2 separate regions of the Homo sapiens genome follow, and region 1 is linked to region 2. A link is an interaction called in ENCODE POLR2A ChIA-PET data of the cell type or tissue named here. Cell type or tissue: A673. All regions are shown on one strand. Links, peaks and the distances in the headings refer to the core of each region. The heading gives the core; the rest is flanking DNA. Region 1 has its middle 9.6 kb from the start of OPRD1. Region 2 overlaps GMEB1 (glucocorticoid modulatory element binding protein 1).

Region 1 (10,836 bases), core at 1,171-9,170, 84 kb after region 2:
CTCCTGTCTCTCTCCCATCCCCTCTTAGTGAGATGGGACCTGCCACTTGGCCACTTCCGCCAGATTGACGGCAAGGATTTATTTATGTATGTTGCAAAATGAAAATAACTTTGCTGGATTTGTTTTTCTGCTTATTGTAAAAGATTTAGACAGATGCACAAAGATATTTTAAAAAGTAAACAAAATCACATGCTGTTCCCTCATTCAGAAATAGCCCCTGATGGCGTCTGGGTGTCAAGCTTTCTCCACTTTGTTTTCTTGTGCATTCGTATGCCGGTCACCCAGAAGTCAGCCGGAGGTTTTAAGATTGAAAGAAGATGGGTTTGAACCCTTCCTTCTGTGCCCAGTGGAAATTCCAATTCCCTCCTCAAAACTTGCTTGTATTTCCAGGGGGCTTACATGGGCCTGGTTATCTCTGAGCCCTACTTCCCAACTCTGCTGAAATTTTAGTCTCTGCTCTGCATCCTTTTGATGGCTGGGGTGTGTAACTCCCAGGGCAGCACAGCCTGGTGTTAACTGAGACCTAGAATTTAGGAACTTTCCTCCATTTCCAGAAAAATATGCATTCATAAGAAGCTGTGTGCGGCTGGGCGTGGTGGCTCATGCCTGTAATCCCAGCACTTTGGGAGGCCGAGGCGGTCAGATCACCTGAGGTCAGGAGTTCGAGACCAGCCTGACCAACATGGAGAAACCCTGTCTCTACTAAAAATACAAAATTAGCCTGGTGTGGTGGTGCATGCCTGTAATCCCAGCTACTCAGGAGGCTGAGGCAGGAGAATGGTTTGAACCTGGGAGGCGGAGGTTGCGGTGAGCCGATATCACACCACTGCACTCCAGCCTGGGCAACAAGAGTGAAACTCCGTCTAAGAAAACAACAACAACAAAAAAAGAAGCTGTGTGCATCTTACACACATTCCTAAGGTATAGAGGGTTGATAGGTGGGGTTATGTCACAGGAGTACTAATGATCTAAAATTGAACTTTTTTTTGAGACGGAGTCTCACTGTGTCGCCTAGGCTGGAGTGCAGTGGTGAGATCTCGGCTAACTGCAGGCTCTGCCTTCTGAGTTCAAATGATTCTGCTGCCTCAGTCTCCTGAGTAGCTGGGATTATAGGTGCACACCACCATGCCTGGCTAATTTTATGTATTTTTAGTAGAGATGGGGTTTCATCATGTTGGCTAGGCTGGTCTTGAACTCCTGACCTCAGGTGATCCACCTGCCTCAGCCTCCCAAAGTGCTCGGACTACAGGCATGAACCACTGCGCCCAGCCTAAAATTGAACATTGATATAGTTGTCCAGGAAGGTCCTTGGGTCCCCTGTCTGGGTGCCTGGCGCCCTGCCCTCCTTACTTTTCTCCCTTCCTTGCCTTGGTGAGGCGAGACCTGCCATCTTGGCCACTTCCACCAGATTGACAGCAAGGATTTATTTATGTATGTTGCAAAATGAAAATAATTTTGCTGGATTTTTTTCCTACTTATTGTAAAAGATTTAGACAGATGCACAAAGGTATTTTAAAAAGTAAACAAAATCACATGTTCCCTCATCCAGAAATAGCCCCTGATGGTGTTTTGGTGTCAAGCTTTCTCCACTTTGCTTTCTTATGCATTTGTATGCCGGTCATACGTCCTTGCATCTCCCACCCTAGATCCTGTTGTTTTTAATGTGATCTCTCTTACTCACTTGTCTCTGAGAGCTAATGCCTTTGGGTTCAGGTTTGTACTTCCTACCTCCAGTGGTTTATCAAAGTGTTATCTTAAAGAGAGACAGTTTCCTCCGTAAGGAACCTGCTGCCATCTGTTAAGACAGCAGTTCTTCCCGACCTGTCAGACACATCCATCTATTTTTTTTTAAACATAAGCGGGCTAATTCTGCATATTCTCTATGACAAACAAAGTGATATTCTTTGCACTATTTTACAAAAGAGGAAACTGACCCTGAAGTCTTGGCCTTTGCCTAAAAGCTGCCCTGTCTAACCCTCCACCTGAATCAGCCTTGAGGTCAGTCCAAGTTGTGCCCTTCAGCACACTTGCAAACATCTCTAATTAGTCTGTTTCATGATGTGTTTCTTATTTATTGCTCCCTCCCTGAACTGGAATGTGAACTTAGCAAGGCCACCGACCTGTCTGCTGTGTGCACTGCTCTGTCTTCAGAACTAAGCACACAGTAGGTCCTATGAGTCAGGGTTCTCCAGAGAAACAGAACCCAAAAGATGTGTGCATATATAAAGATTTTTTTTTTTTAATTGAGAAAGAGTCTTGCTCTTTCACCCAGGCTGGAGTGCAGTGGTGCCATCTTGGCTTGCGGCAAGCTCCGCCTCCTGGGTTCATGCCATCCTCCTGCCTCAGCCTCCCGAGTAGCTGGTACTACAGGTGCCCACCACCACGCCCGGCTAATTTTTTGTATTTTTAGTAGAAACGGGGTTTCACCGTGTTAGCCAGGATGGTCTCGATCTCCCAACCTTGTGATCCACCTGCCTTGGCCTCCCAAAGTGCTGGGATTACAGTCATGAGCCACCACTCCTGGCCTATAAAGATTTATTTTAAGCAATTGGCTTACATGATTATGAAGGCTGGCAAGTCCAAAATCTGTAGGGTGGACCAACAGGCTGGAGGCCCAGGGAAAAGTCAGTGTCCAGTGTGTTAGTTCAGGTCTGAAGGCGGAATTCCTTCTTGCTCAGGGGAAATCAATCTTTTGCACTATTCAGGCCTTCAACGGATTGGATGAGGTCCACCCATATTATGGGAGGCAATCTGCATTACTTAAAGTCCACTGATTTAAACGTTAATCTCAGCTGGGTACAGTGGCTCATGCCTGTAGTACCAGCTGCTTGGGAGGCTGAGGTGGGAGGATTGCTTGAGGCCAGTAGTTCAAGACAAGCCTGGGCAACATAGTGCGCCTCTGTCTTTACAAAAAAATTAAAAATCAGACAGGTGTGGTTGTACACACCTGTAATCCCAGCTACTCAGGAGGCTAAGGTGATAGGATCGCTTGAGCTCAGGAGTTTGAGGCTACAGTGAGCCATGATCACGCCACTGCACTCCAGCCTGGGTGACGAAGCGAGACCCTCTCTCTAAAATAATAATGATAAACTGCTATTTATTTTGTGCATATTTTATGTGCTAGGTGAGGAAAAAAAAATCCTGGAGGATCACCGAGGGTAAAGGATTTGCCAGAGATTCCCACCTTTATATATCACAGAGCTGACCACAGAGCCTGATTTTCAGGCTGCAAACCTGCACTCTCTCCAATCACCAGGGAAGAATGCAGGCTCCTCCTCCCCTCTCCAGATGCCTTGGGGTCTCATTCCTCTGGGCTGTCCGTGGCTCTGTCCTGACCCCTTGGGAAGGGCAGACATTGGGTCAACTGGTTTGCCAGTCTGGCCAAGTCAGGCAAATTTGGTTCCCTGCAGCAGCTGCGGTTGCCATGGCACCTTCCCTGGGCTCCTTTCAGTGTAAACCTGGGGGCAAACTGTTTTGAAGCAAAACAGGGAAAACAGAAAAATTCTCCCACTGATACAGGCAACTAGCAAACAGCCAGCGTCTCCTTGAAATTCCTTTCAGTGCCTCACAGGTGTACCTTAGGGCCATGGAGTCCAATGCTTCCATTTCACAGGTGGGGAAACTGAGTCCCGGGTGCTTAGCATTCACAAAGAGGTTTTGTGCCTTGGCCAGGAGGGTATCTGGAGTCACAGCCTGAACTGCTCTGAGCTTTGAATTCCCCCTCTGTAATCTGAGGATCCGAATACCCGTGCCCTGAAAGTGGTATTTGAAGGATTAAGTGAAATTGTATACGTACAGTGCTTCACAAAGGCCTGGCACTTTGTAAGGACATGCAGTTGTTCAAGGTCATGTCCAGTATGGAGGAAACTATCATAGGATTCAGGAGATGTGGGTTCTGGTGTTGACTCTGCTACTCAATTGCTGTGTGGCTTGCTCAAGTCCCTTCATCACTCTGAATTTCAGCATCTTTTTCTGTAAACTGAAGGAGGGTGGGACTAGATGATGCCTAAATTTTATGTATTAATTTTTTTTTTTGAGACGGAGTCTCGCTCTGTCACTCAGGCTGGAGTGCAGTGGCACAATCTTGGCTCACTGCAACCTCTGCCTTCAGGGTTCAAGTGATTCTCCTGCCTCAGCCTCCCAAGTAGCTGGGACTACAGGTGTGTGCCACCACGCCTGGCTAGTGTTTTTTTTTTTTTTTTTTTTTTTTTGTATTTTTAGTAGAGAGAGGGTTTCACCATGTTGGCCAGGCTGGTCTCGAACCCCTGACCTCAAGCGATCCACTCGCCTTGGCCTCCCAAAGTGCTGGGATTACAGGCGTGAGTCACCGAATCTGGCCAATGTCTAAGTTTTCTTTCTGGTTCTACAAATCTACGTTTCTGGTGATAAAAGACTAATCCCAGGGCTCCTAAATCTGTGTTTGTTCCACCACACCACCCTGATTCATTGCCAGATGGGTTCAGGGATCCAACCAGGAGGCCGGTGCCCTGAGCCTGAGGGCTCTTTGCAGGGGGCAGCAGAGATGACTCTGAGGGCTGGAGTACTGGCACTCAGTCTGGCTCCCTGGTGACTGCCTCTGGTTCAGGGCCCTGGCCATGCTCTGTGGAGAGAAGCTGGGGGAGACTAGATGGGAGGGGGGAGTGAGGAAGAATACTTTGGATCTGACAAGGTTAACTGAAAGCAATTTTCAATACCTTCAGCATCAGAGTATGCAAATGAGGCCTGGGCTGATTTGATGCTCTAGACAGTAATTGCTGAGGCAAGAGGAGGAGGAGCGAGGAGAGCAGGTGGGTCTTAGGATTCCAGTGGAGGGAATGGGAAGTCCAACCTGGTGGGGAAGGGTTAGGATAGGGCAGGAAGCTGAAGGGGGCAAGCAGAGAAGAAAAACCAGAGAAAGGGAAGGGAAGAACTGATTTTTGCCTGAGGAAGATGACAGCTTGATAGAAAAACCAGGAGCCAGGCCGAGTTTTTCAAAGAATGTTTACTTCCACCATCATGGTGTTTGCTCACTGCCCTCAGGAGGTGAGCAGGGGAGGAACTATGGGCCATTCTCAGAGGAAAAGTCTGAAGGCCCTTCGCCCCGCTGGGTCACACTTGATGGCCAGGGGATCAAGGGATGCTGGGGCCCCATGCCTTCTGCCTGTAACACTGCGGCCTCTATTCATGAGGCTCTAGTTGGCACTGGGCTGGGGACTGTGAGCCTGTCCTATGGTCCTCCCAGCCACTGTGCCATCCCTGCTGCTGCTCATCCTTCAAGTCCCTTCTAATCCCTCCCCTCATCAACCTCCACTTGCAAACAAACAAGCAAACAAATCCTGCAATTGGACACATGGGAATGAACTGCAGGCAGGATCCAGCGCACTGTGCCGTCCATGGACCCAACACTGGCTAAATCCCAGGGATGGATTGGTCTAAAACTGAGACCACTTTGCCCCACAAGATCAAGAGAGGAGGGCTGATCTAAACATAGTTGTGGTTATTGTTAGTACAGCTAAGACAAGAACTGATTGAATGTTTCCTGTGTGCCAGGCTCTATACTTGCATTACCTTATTTATCTCTTTCATAATCCTATAAAATATATATGATGATGACAGTGCCCAGGCTGGTGTGCAATGGTGCTATCATAGCTCACTGCAGTCTCAAACTCATGGCCTCAAGCTATCCTCCCACCTCAGCCTCTGGTGTAAGTGGGACTACAGGTGCACACCACCATGCCTGGCTATTTTTTTTTTTTTTTTTTGTAGAGATGGGGTCTTGATATGTTAGCAAGGCTGGTCTCAAACTCTTAGCTTCAAGCAATTCTCCTGCCTCAGTTTCCCAAAGTGCTGGGATTACAGATGTGAGTGATATTATTATTGCCTCTTAACAGATGATGAATCGGAGGCTTGGAAAAATGGAAATAATTATCCAAAGTCACTTCACTTGCATGTGGCCCACCCAATGTTTAAACCCAGAGTCTGTATGTTTAATCACAGAATTCCAGCTCCCAGTGTCCAAACGAAGATGTATTCATGCCAATCCACCAGGCCCACTTATTCCTGTGACATTCTTCTTGGAATGCTCGTGCAAGAAGAATGCACACTAGTGCATCCTTTAGGAATGCTTTTAGCTGCAAGGAACCAAAAACATGACTAGGAGTGGCTTAAACAAAAGGTCTTTTTTTTTTTGAGACAGAGTCTCACCCTGTCACCCAGGCTAGAGTGCAGTGGCGTGGTCTTGGCTCACTGCAACCTCTGCCTCCCGGGTTCAAGTGATTATCCTGCCTCAGCCTCCCAAGTAGCTGGGACTACAGGTGCGCACCACCGCACCCAGCTAATTTTTGTATTGTTAGTAGATATGGGGTTTCACCATGTTGGCCAGGCTGGTCTTGAACTCCTGAGCTCAGGTGATCCACCTGCCTCAGCCTCCCAAAATGGTGGGATTTCAGGTGTGAGCCACTGCACCTGGCCTAAACAAAAGGTCTTGAAGCAGGCAGTCCAGAGGTGGTGTACCTGGAGTTCAACAACGTCACCAAAGAGCCAGGCTTATTCTGTCTTTCCATTCTCACAACGTCACTGTATTGGCTTTTCATCCTCACGTGTACTGCTTCATGATTGCAGGGTGGCTGCTGCAGCTCCAGGCATCATATCAACCTCCCAAGGGGCAGGGGCAAACAGTTTTCTCCTGATGGAGCTTTGATTTTTATCCTGGAAAAAAGTTTGTTAGCAGATTTCTCTTAATGCCTTATTGGCCACATATCTACTCCTAGACCAGTCAGTGCTGTAGAAAGTATATATTATGATGGCTCCTGCTTAACTCATCACTCCAAAATCTAGTGGCTGGAAACAACCCCCATTTATTGTTGCCATAAGTCTATGGGTAACCAGGTGGTCCTGGCTGATCTTGGCTGGGCTTACGTGTGTGTCTGTGGCCAGCTGTTGAGTCGGCTGGGGATTGGCTAGTCTAGGATGGCCTTACTTACTCAAGTGTCTGGTGTTGGCTGGCTCTAACTGGGGTCCTGGGTTGACTGGGTTCATCCTCCAGCAGGCTAGCCCAGGCTTGTTCCCATGGCAGCAGTAGGGTTCTAAGACTGGGTGGAAGAATGCAAGGCCCCCTGGGGCACAGGCTCTGAACTGGCACTCTCATTTCCATCCCATTCTTTTGGACAAAGCAAGTCACAGGCTGGCTCGGGTCCAAGGGGTGGGAAAATAGACTCAACCACTTGTATGGGAGGGGCTGCAAAGTCACATTGCAAAGGGCATAGAGAGGAATGAAGAATTGTGACCACTTTGCAATTTACCACAGGTTACCATAATGTATTTAGACCAATTCATTCCTTGAGGCAGAGAAGGGGCTCCCTTTCCCCAAATCAAGGGAAAACCCTTATCCCCTGATGGGGTGGGGGGATACAGTTGCAGGGAATGAAGAGGGAACACTGCTGTTGGGCAGACAGCTAAAAGTGTCTGGACAGGGCGCCAATACCAGATACAAGGAAATGGAGGGAGATTTTGCATGTTCAGTTCCTACAAGTCATCATCCTTCTTCTGAAAAGCATAATTTCCATCTGTCTTGTTGATGCCTGTTCTAGGCCTCATGATGATTCCTCTAACAGGTGTAGGCATTTCCTCCGTGACACTCAGATGCAAAAACAAACTTTTAAAAAGTCAAACGAGCTCTGTCTCTGCCCCATCCACTAGGGTGGTGGGAAAATCCATCCTCAGTCACTGGGAAGGAGGGGTCCCTTGAGGTTTTCACCATCCAGGAAACATGGGGTAGAGGCCTCTGTCATTTGTTTCATCAAAATAATCTCTGAAGAGCTTTTGTTCAAGCCTCAGGGTCCATTCAAAAGAGGGGAGACAGTCTGTGTGCCCTTGACCTTGAACTTGCTGCAGAACTTCTCTCAGGCTCTTACCACCCACCAAAGTCTTCACTCAAAGAACCCACTACTTCTCTATCCTCCCCTTCTCACAGAATCCAGCTCTCTGTCCTGCCCGGGACCACCCTCCCTGTATTAGTCGGTTTTCATGCTGCTGATAAAGACATACCTAAGGCCGCGCACGGTGACTCACGCCTATAATCCCAGCACTTTGGGAGGCTGAGGCCGGCGGATCACGAGGTCAGGAGATGGAGACCATCCTGGCTAACACGGTGAAACCTCGTCTCTACTAAAAATACAAACAGGATTCAATTATCTCCCACTGGGTCCCTCCCACAACATGTAAGAATTATGGGAGCTACAATTCAAGATGAGGTTTGGGTGGGGACACAGCCAAACTATCACTTCCTCTTCAACTTCTTTCCCTCCTCCTCCTGGCAGACCTAGGCCTCCCCAGCAATGCCTGGATAGGATGGTCTTCAAGGGACTCAGGACTTGACTGTACTTCCAGGAGAGAGACGTGCCCCAAGGGAACAGACAGTATGTGATGGAAACTCATCTGGGGAAGCAGGGAAGGAAGTGGCATCTCAGCTGCAAAGTGATGGAGGTGTTGTAGTGGGTTAGATGACAGAGGGCCGGGGGGGGGGGGGGTGCAGCAGAGCATTCCAAACAGAGCAACCATCATCACAGCAATAGCTAACACTTACTGAACAATGCCTATACACCAGGTGCCATAAAGTAGGTACTTTTGTTGTCTCCAGTTTATGAAACTTACGGAACTTACATAACTCACCCAGTCATGCAACTAGTTAAGTAGATGAGCTGGGATTTCAAATCCAACCAGTCTGATGCTCAAACCTTTTTCTTAACCATTCAGATAAAACTGGAGGTGAGAGAAGCAAGTTGTTTGGAGAACCTCAAGGAGTTTATTTTTGTTGGAACCCTGCATGTAAAGATAAAGATGTAAGGTGGTACAAGGGGCTGGTGAGGTAGAGAGAGGTGGAGGTGTGAAGCACCCTGGAGCCATGTTACTGCTTGAAGGCAGCAAGCCTGGGTGCAGGGAGGTCATTTCAGAGGCTATTTCAGTAGTTGAGCAAGAAATGGTGCCTATAACTCCAGCACTTTGGGAGGCCAAGGTGGGCGGATCACCCGGGGTCAGGAGTTCGAGACCAGCCTGGCCAACATAGTGAAACCCTGTGTCTACCAAAAATACAAAAATTAGCAGGGCATGGTAGCACGTCCCTGTAGTCCCAGCTACTCGGGGTGCTGAGGTAGGAGAATTGCTTGAAATCGGGAGGCAGAGGTTGCAGTGAGCTGAGATCACACCACGGCACTCCAGCCTGGGCAACAGAACGAGACTCCATCTCAAGAAAAAAAAAAAAAAGAAGAAATGGTGGTTTGTCAGACTAGGAGGACATTGGTAATAAGAATAAGGAACAATGGCGGGATTCAGGGATTATAAAGGAAGGATGGACAGGACCTGGTGATTGCTTAGAAGTGGTGGAAAGAGACAGAGAGGAGTCAAGAATGATTCTCAGGTTTCTAGCTTGAGCAACTACATGGATAGTGCCAATCCTATTTCTTTCGCCAATTTGCCGTGTATCAGGCTCTCTAGATGTCTGTCTTCCTAGCTAGCAAATGAAGATAATGAAGCCTAACTTCCCCGTGTATCAGGCTGGTGTCAAGATGAAGTCATCAATCTGGAAGTGCTTTGTTTGTTTGTTTGTTTATTTTTATTTTGAGGTGGAGTCTTGCTCTGTCGCCCAGGCTGGAGTGCAATGGCGCGATCTCGGCTTGCTGCAACCTCCGCCTCCCAGGTTCTAGTGATTCTCCTGCCTCAGCCTCCTGAGTAGCTGGGATTACAGGCGCCCACCACCAAACCTGGCTAAGTTTTGTATTTTTAGTAGAGATGGGGTTTCACCATGTTGACCAGGCTGGTCTTGAACTCTTGACCTCAAGTGATCCATGCGCCTCGGCCTCCCAAAGTGCTGGGATGACAGGCGTGAGCCACTGCTCCCGGCCTGGAAGTACTTTGGAAAGTCAAAAGTCCTTTGCATTATTTTATAGTTATTTTTACTATCCTCCCCCTCCTGGAGCTTGCTGATGGAGCCAGACTGAGAGGCAACCCAGGGGAGCTGCCTGCTCACTGGGAGGCAGCCGCTGTATCTTCCATCAGGCAGCTCTGTCTCTTTGGCAGGTGGGAGCCACATTCCCACATACTAAATTGTTAATAGCTTCCCCAGGGAGTTCCTTTCTGCTCTGACTCCTTCAGTGATTTCTGTTTCTCTCCTGCTGACGCCTTCTGATGCCCTGGGTTAGCCCAGGATTTCCCATCCATTTTTCTCTTCATTTCTCCCACCTTGAGGTCAGGATATGAACAAGCTCCAAATACAGCTCAAACTCCTCTGTGACCCAGGTGTGAAGGACTGTGTCTACCCTGGTTCCCCCCAACAGTGGGGATGAACTCAAGAATCTCCCAAGTGGCCGGGCACAGTGGCTCACACCTGTAATCCCAGCACTTTGGGAGGCCAAGGCGGGCGGATCACCTGAGGTCAGGAGTTCGAGACCAGCCTGACCACATGAAGAAACCCCATCCCTACTAAAAATACAAAATTAGCCAGGTGTGGTGGCACATGCCTGTGATCCCAGCTACTCGGGAGGCTGAGGCAGGAGAATCGCTTGAACCCGGGAGGCGGAGGTTGCAGTGAGCCGAGATTGTGCCATTGCACTCCAGCATGGGCAACAAGAGCAAGACTCCATCTCAATAATAATAATAATAATAATAATAATAATAATAATAATAATAATAAAGAATCTCCCAAGCTCCAAGTGAGTCATTGCCCTACACCGGGGTGGTGGGGAAACTCTGCTGAACAGAGGCAGACGGAGTATGTTTTTCTGGGTGACTTTCTAGTCTTTGTTCTGGGAGGCATCATAGTCTAGTAGTCAGGAGACTGGGGTTTGGAGTCACACAGATCTG
Region 2 (10,836 bases), core at 1,911-9,910:
AAGATACCAGTCATCTCATTAAGATATAAAGACATTTATGCCGGGCGCAGTGGCTCATGCCTGTAATCCCAGCACTTTGGGAGGCCGAGGTGGGCGGATCATGAGGTCAAGAGATTGAAATCATCCTGGCCAATATGGTGAAACCTCATCTCTACTAAAAATACAAATATTAGCTGGGTGTGGTGTTGCATGCCTGTAGTCCCATCTACTCGGGAGGCTGAGGCAGGAGAATCACTTGAACCAGGAGAATTGCTTGAACCTGGGAGGCGGAGGTTGCAGTGAGCCAAGATCGCGCCATCACACTCCAGCCTGGCGATAGAGCGAGACTCTGTCTCAAAAAAAAAGAGATATAAAGACATTTACCACGCTGGGCCGGGCATGGTGGCTCACGCCTGTAATCCCAGCAATTTGGGAGGCCTAGGCGGGCAGATCACGAGGTCAGGAGATCGAGACCATCCTGGCTAACATGGTGAAACCCTGTCTCTACTAAAATACAAAAAAAAAAACATTAGCCAGGCGCGGTGGCGGGCGCCTGTAGTCCCAGCTACTCAGGAGGCTGAGGCAGGAGAATGGTGTGAACCCAGGAGGCAGAGCTTGCAGTGAGCCGAGATCGCACCACTGCACTCCAGCCTGGGCGACAGAGCGAGACTCCATCTCAAAAAAAAAAAAAAAAAAGACATTTACCGCTCTGGAGATCCATGTGTTTTAGGAGCTGTGTGCCAGGATCCAGGGGCAGAGACTAAATATGTATTTCTTATTATATCACAATATCACACATAGGGAGCAAAGTGCTCTACAAGTGTAATTGATTCTTTCTTGGGTGCTTATCAGGTACTAAGTAATAGGTTCCATTGTAGAAGCCAACTTACCAGTGGTCACCTAGGGTTGGACTGGTCACTTGGGAGAGGGATAGTGATAGGCGTACTATAATGCAAAAGCAACCAAGTTGACCATTGTCCTGGCCCAATCTTCATAACCTTAAATTAGTCATTTTCCCTCTCTGGATCCCTGTCAAAATGAATTTGTTTGAGCTCTTAAGACCTCTTTTAGTTCTGTAATTTTTAGGGACTTCTTCTATAACTTTCTGTAGACCTTCCTAGGCAACAATTGTAAACTGTGGCTGTTTGAGTCACCAGCAAAGGAGTTTTCCAGCCAATGCAGCAAGGCATTCTTGCCTTGAAGGATAGTTTGAAAATCACTGTTTTTTGGAGTGGCCATTGTAGCTCCTTTGTAGGTGCATGAGAGTTCCAAGGGACTGTGCCAGCTGGGTGCACTGGCTTATGCCTGTAATCCCAACACTTTGGGAAGGTGAGGTGGGTGGATCGCTTGAGGCCAGAAGTTCGAGGCTATAGTGCGCAATGATAGCACCTGTGAATAGCCACTACCCTCCAGCCTAGGCAACATAACAAGACTCTGCCCCCCAAATAAGCACAAGAAAGAAAACAATGTCACAACTTGCCTGAAGCTACTTAGTAACAAAACCAGACAGAGACACCAGGTCTCCTGACTCTCAGTTTAATGCTCCCAAGATTTTACTTCCCTCTACACAAAGTCTTTTCTTTTTTTCCATAGACTTGGAACGCCAGTTGGAGGAGCAGAAGAAGCAAGGCCAGGATCACAGGCTGAAATCTCAGACAGTTCAAAATGTGGTACTGATGCCTGTGAGCACTCCTAAGCCTCCAAAAAGGCCCCGGCTCCAGCGGCCAGCCTCCACCACTGTCTTGAGCCCTTCTCCTCCTGTCCAGCAGCCTCAGTTCACAGTCATCTCACCCATCACCATCACCCCAGTGGGTCAGTCATTTTCCATGGGCAATATTCCAGTGGCCACCCTCAGCCAGGGCTCCAGTCCTGTGACTGTCCACACACTGCCTTCTGGCCCTCAGCTCTTCCGCTATGCCACAGTGGTCTCCTCTGCCAAGAGCAGCTCACCAGACACAGTGACCATCCACCCTTCATCTAGCTTGGCGCTGCTGAGCTCTACTGCCATGCAGGATGGGAGTACACTGGGCAACATGACCACCATGGTTAGCCCTGTGGAATTGGTGGCCATGGAGTCCGGCCTAACCTCGGCAATTCAGGCTGTTGAAAGCACCTCAGAGGATGGGCAGACCATCATTGAGATTGATCCAGCCCCGGACCCAGAAGCTGAAGATACTGAGGGCAAAGCAGTCATCTTGGAGACAGAGCTGAGGACTGAGGAGAAAGTTGTGGCTGAGATGGAAGAACACCAGCATCAAGTTCACAATGTGGAGATTGTGGTCTTAGAGGATTAACTGGGGATCTCAGGGCCAGGAGTTATGTTTTGATTTGGAATTTTAATTATTTGTTTATTTTTATCATTGTCCCACTCATTTCCACATAGGACCCTTTTTTAAAAAAAAAAAAACAAAATCTTATTGTTGTAACTGAAAATGTTGGGTTCTTCCCACTCCCTCATTGAAAAATGGACAAAACAAGCTGCCCTTCCAGAAGTTGAGAGTAGGTCATTCAATGTCCTAATCATCTTACACCAAGAAAGTAATTTCTTTTAGGGGAAGTGTCAAGATAACAAGTAACCCTGTCCAGAAAGCCATTTCCAGGCTCGTCTGTGTGTGTAGGCATGTGGTTTTATTCTTGTAAAGATGCATTGACCAAACTCTGGAACACAGATCTGACACTGGAAGGCAACCCACTCGCATGTGGATGCTGAAGGGCACTTTATTTTGTATCCTGAAAAGGGCCTACAGAGGCCAGTACAAAACTCTCAAACAAAAGGAAGTTGACTCTGCTTTGAGGGGAAGGTGGCATGCCAGCACTAGCTTAAAAAGGGAAGTGCTAGCCGGGCGTGGTGGCTCACGCCTGCAATCCCAGCACTTTGGGAGGCCGAGGCGGGTGGATCACGAGGTCAGGAGTTTGAGACCAGCCTGGCCAACATGGTGAAACCCCGTATCTACTAAAAATACGAAAAAAAAATTAGCCGGGTGTGGTGGCGGGAGCCTGTAATCCCAGCTATTCAGGAGGCCAAGGCAGGAGAATCGCTTGAACCTGGGAAGGCAGAGGTTGCAGTGAGCCAAGATCGCACCACTGCACTCCAGCCTGGGCAACAAGAGCGAGACTCCATCTCAAAAAAAAAAAAAAAAAAAAGTGCTTTGGCAAGTATGGGGCAGGGAAATCATCTTACTTCCAGAGGTGCAACTGACGCCTCTGGAGATCTCCAAAAGTTAGTACCGTGAGTGCCATTTTGAGAAGAAGGTGGTAATAAGTGGAAGGTACATCTCCACAGAGCAAGTGGCAGCAGTGGCCTGTGGTTTTGCAGAAATGGAAAGCCAAGGCCGGGTGCGGTGGCTCATGCCTGTAATCCCAGCACTTTGGGAGGCCGAGGTGGGTGAATCACCTGAGGTCAGGAGTTTGAGGCCAGCCTGGCCAACATGGTGAAACCCCGTCTCTACTGAAAATACAAAAAAAAAAAATTAGCTGGGCATGGTGGCACGCGCCTGTAATCCCAGCTACTTGGGAGGCTGAGGCAGGAGAATTGCTTGAACCTGGGAGGCGGAGGTTGCAGTGAGCTGAGATCATGCCATTGCACTCTAGCCTGGGCGAGGAGTGAAACTCCGTCTCAAAAAAAAAGAAAGAAATGGAAAGCCAAGGATGCTGCAGCTGTGCTTTGGGGTTCAAGGTAATAGCTTACCTTGTTCCACACTTTGTCAAAGCACTCACCCTCCTAAGCTAGGACCAGTCCATTCATTTGAAACTGTGCAATGTGATGTAAATGGCTCTGGTTCTTAGACTGTGGCTGTCACAGGGATGGGGCTCCAAGGCCATCATTTTCATTGCATGGCTCCAAGAGCAGGGAGTTCCTCAATGAAACCAGCTGCCTTTTTTGGTGGGGCCATTTTTTTGGCTTTGGAACCCAAAGCAGCCACTCATTTGGTGCTTCCTCTTGTTCTGCCCTCCATCCCTCAACTCTTAATGGCATCTGTCTCCTAGAACCCACGCTCTTCAGCTTTTTGGCTGATTTGGAGAACAGTGACAGGTGCCTGCCTGCCTTCGTCCCCTTTTAGATTCATTTATACCACAGATGTTTCTGTGAGATACTGAGATCATAAAAAGCTTTAGGCTTGGCAGAGAGGACTCAACACCCCCAGGCTTTCCTGAGGCACCAACTAGATGTCTCTTGAGTGAGCTGGACTCCCTGGGAAAGAAGCATTGTCTGCAACATTATATTATAGGAAATGTACCAGGAATGTCAATAATAATGCTTTGGGGGGGGGGGTTATTTTGTTTTGTTTTGTTTTTAATGTTGTTTGTATATTTAGAGCTGGGCCATTTTCCGTGCTGCGATTTCTTCTCTTTGACCCTCTTCAGTGTTTGGGGCAAGAGTGGACCCTGGTTTTTATTTCTTTGATTGCATTGTTTACTGCACTAGGAAAAATATAGAGATACAGGGAAACTACAGACAAATTTAAGGAAAAATAGGTCAAAAAAGAAAGCACACACCTTAAGAGTGGGAGGAATATTTTTATTAAAAACAAAACTTGGACCTGTAGTTTTTTTTTTTCTTTTTTATTTTTAAGAAGGCACCTTTCAGAAGCCATGTTTCTTCCAACAGATGTTGGAAACCCCATCGAGCAAGTAAAAGTTGCATTCTCCATCCCTCAGATGGCTGTATGTAGTCAAAGAAACCCTGTAACATGGTAAGGTTGCTGTTTTTTTTTTTTTTTTCTTTTTGAGATGGAGTCTTGCTCTGTAGCCCAGGCTGGAGTGCAATGGTGTGATCTCAGCTCACTGCAACCTCCGCCTCCTTGGTTCAAGTGATTCTCCTGCCTCAGCCTCCTGAGTAGCTGGGATTACAGGCTCCCACCACCACGCCCGGGTAATTTTTGTATTTTTAGTAGAGACGGGGTTTTGCCATGTTGGCCAGGCTGGTCTTGAACTCCTGACCTCAAGCGATCCGCCCGCCTTGGCCTCCCAAAGTGTTGGGATTACAGGCATGAGCCACCGCACCCAGCCTGAAGGTGACTCTTAAGAATGAGATTTATGAACTCCATACAGTTGTAGATTTCAGTTTTTAAATAGTCTGGGGTTTTATTTTTCTTTTCAAAATATCTAATAGACTTAGCAATCAATTTAGAACAAATATTTGGCCCTTAATATATCTTTAGTGAGGGAAGTAGCTTTTATTTCCTGCTTGTTTAGGTTTTCTGTTGGTACATAAAAACAAAATTGCTGTCTCAGACTGAATCTACTTGAATCTAGGAAGGCACATCTCATCCCTATTGTGGTTTTTAGGGACACTTTTCTCTTTCCCAGAGATGAGAGGACCAATTCAGGACAGAAGAGCCCTCGTGAATACCAACGTGCTAGCTCAGGTTCCCTTCTTTCCTCCATCAGAGCTATTGGTAGGGTTTTAAGGTCGTGTGTGCATCATGCTTCCAATGTCAAGAGATTTCCTCAAACAGCCTGTTTACTAGATGAATTTTCCAGCTGGTGAAATACATGAGCTTTGTTGTTTTCCTGGTCTTCCAATAGCCTGTCATTATTGTTAGATATTATGGCACCTGTTGTTGAATGTAGGTTCCCTTACAGCCCTGGTCTAGATGATCCTAGATGGGGTGAGACATATGCAAGCCATTGGTATGTGCATAAGCAGTTGCAATGAACCTTAGGCTGACTTGGTAGTAGGCATTTGTCTTTCTGTTCATGCATTGAATAAACATTTTTAAGAACCATCTATGTGCCAGGCTTTGTGCTAGGCACTGACAGTAGAGAGATGAAGACATAGTCCTTGCACTTAAGGAATTCATACTCCAGATGTCTGGAGTTAAGAAATACATATTTCAGCCAGGCATGGTGGCTCACACCTAGAATCCCAGCACTTTCAGAAGCTGAGGCAGAATTGCTTGAGGCCAAGAGTTTAAGACTAGCCTGGTCAACATAGCCAGACCCCATCTCTATAAAAAAATGTAAAAATTAGTCAAGTCTTGTGGCTCGCACTTGTAGACACAATTACTCAGGATGCTGAGGCAAGAGGATTTTGCTTGGGCCTAGGAGTTCAAGGCTGTAGTGAGCTATGACTTTGCCACTGTACTCTAGCCCAGGTAACAGGGCAACATCCCCAGCTCAGAAAACCAAAACTACACATTTCATTATAATTGTTTTTTTTTGTAATTTTATGTATTTTATGCATTGAAAAACATTATTTAAGAATTGGTTCATAGGTTTCAGCAGACTGCCAAAGGCACAAACAAGCAGCTCTCCTTTACTGAGGTACTGAAACAGATCCTACTGCGTAAGTGCTGTGTGTGATAGGGCTATTGGCTAGGAGCTGAGAGAACAAAGCATGAAGTGCCTAACCCAGCTTAGCGGTGTAGAGGTGGGGTCAGCAAATAAGGGAGATCTTCCTGGAGAAGGCATATACCTAAGCTGATTTAGGAGAGACCACTTTTGGCTAGGTTTATTGTACTACTTGATTTTCAAGTAATTGGGCTTATTTATTCTAGAGAAAAAGTCTTCAGTCTCTTGCTTCTGCCTGCAAAGCAAGGCAGAGTCAGCAACATGGGCAGTCTCCCCACTGGAGAACGCTGAGTCATGCATGGGCTTCTCCAAGTTTCCATCAGATGGGATCCAGTGTTGAATCCAGTGCAGGACTGGAGTCTAGCTGGCAAAGGGTAAATGCCCCCAAAGCCTTCCTGCCATATGGTTTCCACGAAGGCCTGAGAGTCAGCTGTACAACTGTCTTGTCTTGGCCATGTCCCTGTTTGGTCCCTGCCTTGTTCTCTTCCCTTTCTCAATTTCCAAGCTCCACCCACTCCTAAAAACACCAGTCATTCTGAAGTAAAAAATGGACAATAAACATGAATATTCAAGATTCAAAGCCACTTCATATGAAGGTTCTTTTGCACCTCTGTCCTTATTAGGGAAGGAGGACCAATGTTAATCCAAACATCTGGAAAATTAATATTCAGTTCAGGTGGTTCTGACACCCACTAGTGGTAGCATTTTATCCCATTTCATGAAAGGCATTAAAGGTAAGACTATGGTGGAGAGTGTTGATTATAAAGATAGTAAAAGTCAAGCATGAAATGTGGAATTAGTAGTTGAGTTATAGCATCCAGGTTTTAGTACTATCAGAGAGGTGGAAAGGACAAAGGAAAGGTTGAATTCTGAAAATCGGCATGAGGTTGTGATTCACCTTGGGCAGTTTGAGGAACTCGTCCTCTCTGAGACATAATGTCATACACTAGCCTAGCTCCTGCATTTTGAGACAACTTTCCTAGTACAATTGATCACTTCCCTGGAGGTGCAGCACATCCCTTACTCCAGGTTAGTTCCTCCCTGGGAAATCCTCCCTGGGAAATTTTTGTGTAGTCTGAAATGTGCTGCCATAACAACCAAGGTTGTCAAGGACCTCAAGGGTGTGGTGTAGTTAGATTTGGACTGTTGGCCGGGCACGGTGGCTCACGCCTGTAATCTCAGCACTTTGGGAGGCTGAGGTGGGCGGATCACCTGAGGTCAGGAGTTCGAGACCAACCTGACCAACATGGAGAAACCCTGTCTCTACTAAAAATACAAAATCAGCCAGGCATGGTGGCGCATGCCTGTAATCCCAGCTACTTGGGAGGCTGAGGCAGGAGAATCGCTTGAACCCAGGAGGCGGAGGTTGTGATGAGCCGAGATCGTGCCATTGCAGTCCAGCCTGGGCAATAAGAGTGAAACTGTCTCAAAAAAAAAAAAAAGATTTGGACTCTTTGTCCCTAGAATTTCCATTCTTAGGCAGCCCTATTTGAGCCCTTTCCAGGTTTCGTTCCCAAGTCCTGGAACACCTTTCTTAGCCCTGAGTTAGGCAATTTGACTTCCTCTAGAGGGTTCTACTTGCCTCAGACTCCCCTATCCACACTACATCATCCTTCCTCTCTAGCTCTTTTGGGAACCATGATTTAGTCCCCAAATTCTGCCATGTTAGTATTTTTGCCTTCCTGCCATGGCAGTAACTCTTTCAACTCTTGAGATGATCATCTTTCCCAACTAAAGGAATGCCACCCCCAGGGCCCAAACCTGAGCATACATTCCTAGACCGCAGTCTTCACTAACTACAACAGCCTTGCTGACACCGTTAGTCACCTGAATTGAAGCCCTTTTGCAATGTGCTTGCATAGTGGCGTTAGGCAAGTTCCCCCAAGACACACGGACTCTAAAAACCCATCTTCTACACCTGATTGATTACCCCTGGCCCACGGCCCTAGGCTTAGACATATCTTGTTTTCCTGGGTAACTTACTTCAGCCCAGTATGAGTAACAATACATATACAAAATATCAGCCGGACGTGGTGGCGGGTGCCTGTAGTCCCAGCTACTCGGGAGACTGAGGCAGAAGAATGGCGTGAACCCGGGAGGCGGAGCTTGCAGTGAGCCGAGATCACACTACTGCACTCCAGCCTGGGTGACAGAGTGAGACGCTGCCTCAAAAAAAAAAAAAAATTACATAAACACATGGATTTATTTTTCTAGTTTGAGAACAAGAATGAACAATAGGTTTGGATTGCATATAAGGGTAAACATGAGGCTGAGTTAGGACCCAGAGAGAAAGAGCTTCCTCACTGGGCTTTGTAGGAGGTACTCTTAAGAAAAGCACACATAGAATTTACCTGATTTCAAAATTTACTTTTTTTTTTTTTTTGTGAGGCGGAGTCTGACTCCGTCGCCCAGGCTGGAGTGCAGTGGTGTGATCTCGGCTCACTGCAAGCTCCACCTCCCGGGTTCGCTCATGCCATTCTCCTGCCTCAGCCTCCCAAGTAGGCGGGACTACAGGCGCCCACCACTACGCCCGGCTAATTTTGTTTTTGTATTTTTAGTAGAGACGGAGTTTCACTGTGTTAGCCAGGATGGTCTCAATTTCCTGACCTCGTGATCCGTCCGCCTCGGCCTCCCAAAGTGCTGGGATTACAGGTGTGAGCCACCGCGCCCATCCTCAAAGTTTACTTTAAAAAAAAAAAAAAAAGGGGCCGGGCGCAGTGGCTCACGCCTGTAATCCCAGCACTTTGGGAGGCCGAGGCGGGCGGATCACGAGGTCACGAGATCGAGACCATCCTGGTTAATACGGTGAAACCCCGTCTCTACTAAAAATACAAAAAATTAGTCGGGCATGGTAGCGGGCGCCTGTAGTCCCAGCTACTTGGGAGGCTGAGGCAGGAGAAGGGCGTGAACCTGGGAGGCGGAGCTTGCAGTGAGCCGAGATCGCGCCACTGCCCTCTAGCCTGGGCGAGAGCGAGACTCCGTCTCAAAATAAATAAATAAAATAAAATAAAATAAAATATTTAAAAAGTCTCTGATGTTTTCTTTTTCTTTTTTTTTTCCTTTGTGAGACGGAGTCTTGCTCTGTTGCCGAGGCTGGAGTGCAATGGCGTGATCTCTGCTCACTGCAACCTCCACCTCCCGAGTTCAAGTAATTCTTCTGCCTCAGCCTCCCGAGTAGCTGGGAGTACAGACATGCGCCACCACGCCCGGCTAATTTTTTGTATTTTTAGCAGAGACGGGCTTTCGCCATGTTGGCCGGGATGGCCTTGAATTCCTGGCCTCAAGTGATCAGCCCGCCTCGGCCTCCTAAAGTGCTGGGATTACAGGCATGAGTCACCACGCCCGGCCCTCTGGTGTTTTCTTAAATATGTCTATACATTATAAAGCAAACTGGATGCCCACAGCCATGATTCAGCCTGAAGACTGACTTACATTTTTTTTCTTTTTTTTTTGAGACGGTGTTTCGCTCTTGTTGCCCAGGCTGGAGTGCAATGGCGCGATGGCGGCTCACCGCAACCTCCGCCTCCTGGGTTCAAGCCATTCTCCTGCCTCAGCCTCCCAAGTAGCTGGGATTACAGGCATGCGCCACTATGCTCGGCTAATTTTGTATTTTTTACTAGAGACGGGGTTTCTCCATGTTGGTCAGGCTGGAATTGAACTCCCGATCTCAAGTGATCCTCCCACCTTGGCCTCCCAAAGGGCTGGGATTACAGGCGTTGAGCCACCGCTCCCAGCCTGACCTACATTTTTGTTGTGTTTTTATTTTTTATTGAACATGTATACACGAATGAATACAAATCATAATTCTACAACTTGATAAGGCTAGTCAACACCCATGAAACCAGCTTCTAGATCAGAAGAAATAAATTACCAGCACCGCACCTACCACGATAACCACTACCTACCTCTTTAAAACTATAGCTTGCTTTTGCCTCTTTTTGAGCTCTTTGTGACTGGCTTTCTTCTTCACTCAACATTATTGAGATTAATCCATAAAGTTGTTTGAAGTTGTAGTTGGTTCTTTCTCATTGCTACATAGAACATGTGACTTTGGCCGGGCGCGGTGGCTCACGCCTGTAATCCCAGCACTTTGGGAGGCCGAGACGGGCGGATCACGAGGTCAGGAGATCGAGACCATACTGGCTAACACGGCGAAACCCCGTCTCTACTAAAAATACCAAAAATTAGCTGGGCGTGGTGGCGGGCGCCTGTAGTCCTAGCTACTTAGGAGGCTGAGGCAGGAGAATGGAGTGAACCCGGGAGGCGGAGCTTGCAGTGAGCCAAGATCGCGCCACTGCACTCCAGCCTGGGCGACAGAGCGAGACTCCGTCTCAAAAAAAAAAAAAAAAAAAAAAAAAGAACATGTGACTTTGCCACAAATGATCCTTCCTACTAATGGTGGGTAGTTTCCAGTTCGGACTACTATAATAATGCCTCTATGAACGTTCCTGGGGCCGGGTGTGGTGGCTCATGCTTGTAATCCCAGCACTTTGAGAGGCCCAGTTGGTACCATTGCTTGAGGCCAGAAGTTCGAGACCAGCCTGGGCAACACTGTGAACCCCA

The links. ChIA-PET counts read pairs that join two places held together with the same protein. Peaks named below come from ENCODE experiments on the same cell type or tissue, not always from the same donor. Only the 100,000 strongest peaks of a DNase experiment are listed, where the experiment ranks them.
Region 1: POLR2A ChIA-PET joins it to region 2 with 12 read pairs; 2 of 35 experiments call an interaction of 5 or more read pairs at or near these places.

What each region holds. Positions count from the first base shown.
Region 1 is chr1:28,797,202-28,808,037 of GRCh38, forward strand. No RefSeq gene overlaps it. Among named protein-coding and RNA genes, the nearest start is that of OPRD1, 9.6 kb to the right of the region's middle. RefSeq lists an enhancer at 9,847-10,354. In A673, for the core only: no CTCF peak of the experiment used is centred there; no DNase peak of the experiment used is centred there.
Region 2 is chr1:28,712,501-28,723,336 of GRCh38, forward strand. GMEB1 (glucocorticoid modulatory element binding protein 1) reads left to right here. Exons shown (of 10, transcript NM_001319674.2): 10 at 1,573-6,853. The coding sequence ends at 2,273. Among named protein-coding and RNA genes, the nearest start is that of YTHDF2, 19 kb to the right of the region's middle. In A673, for the core only: a CTCF peak has its summit at 6,947; no DNase peak of the experiment used is centred there; H3K27ac peaks cover 493 bases.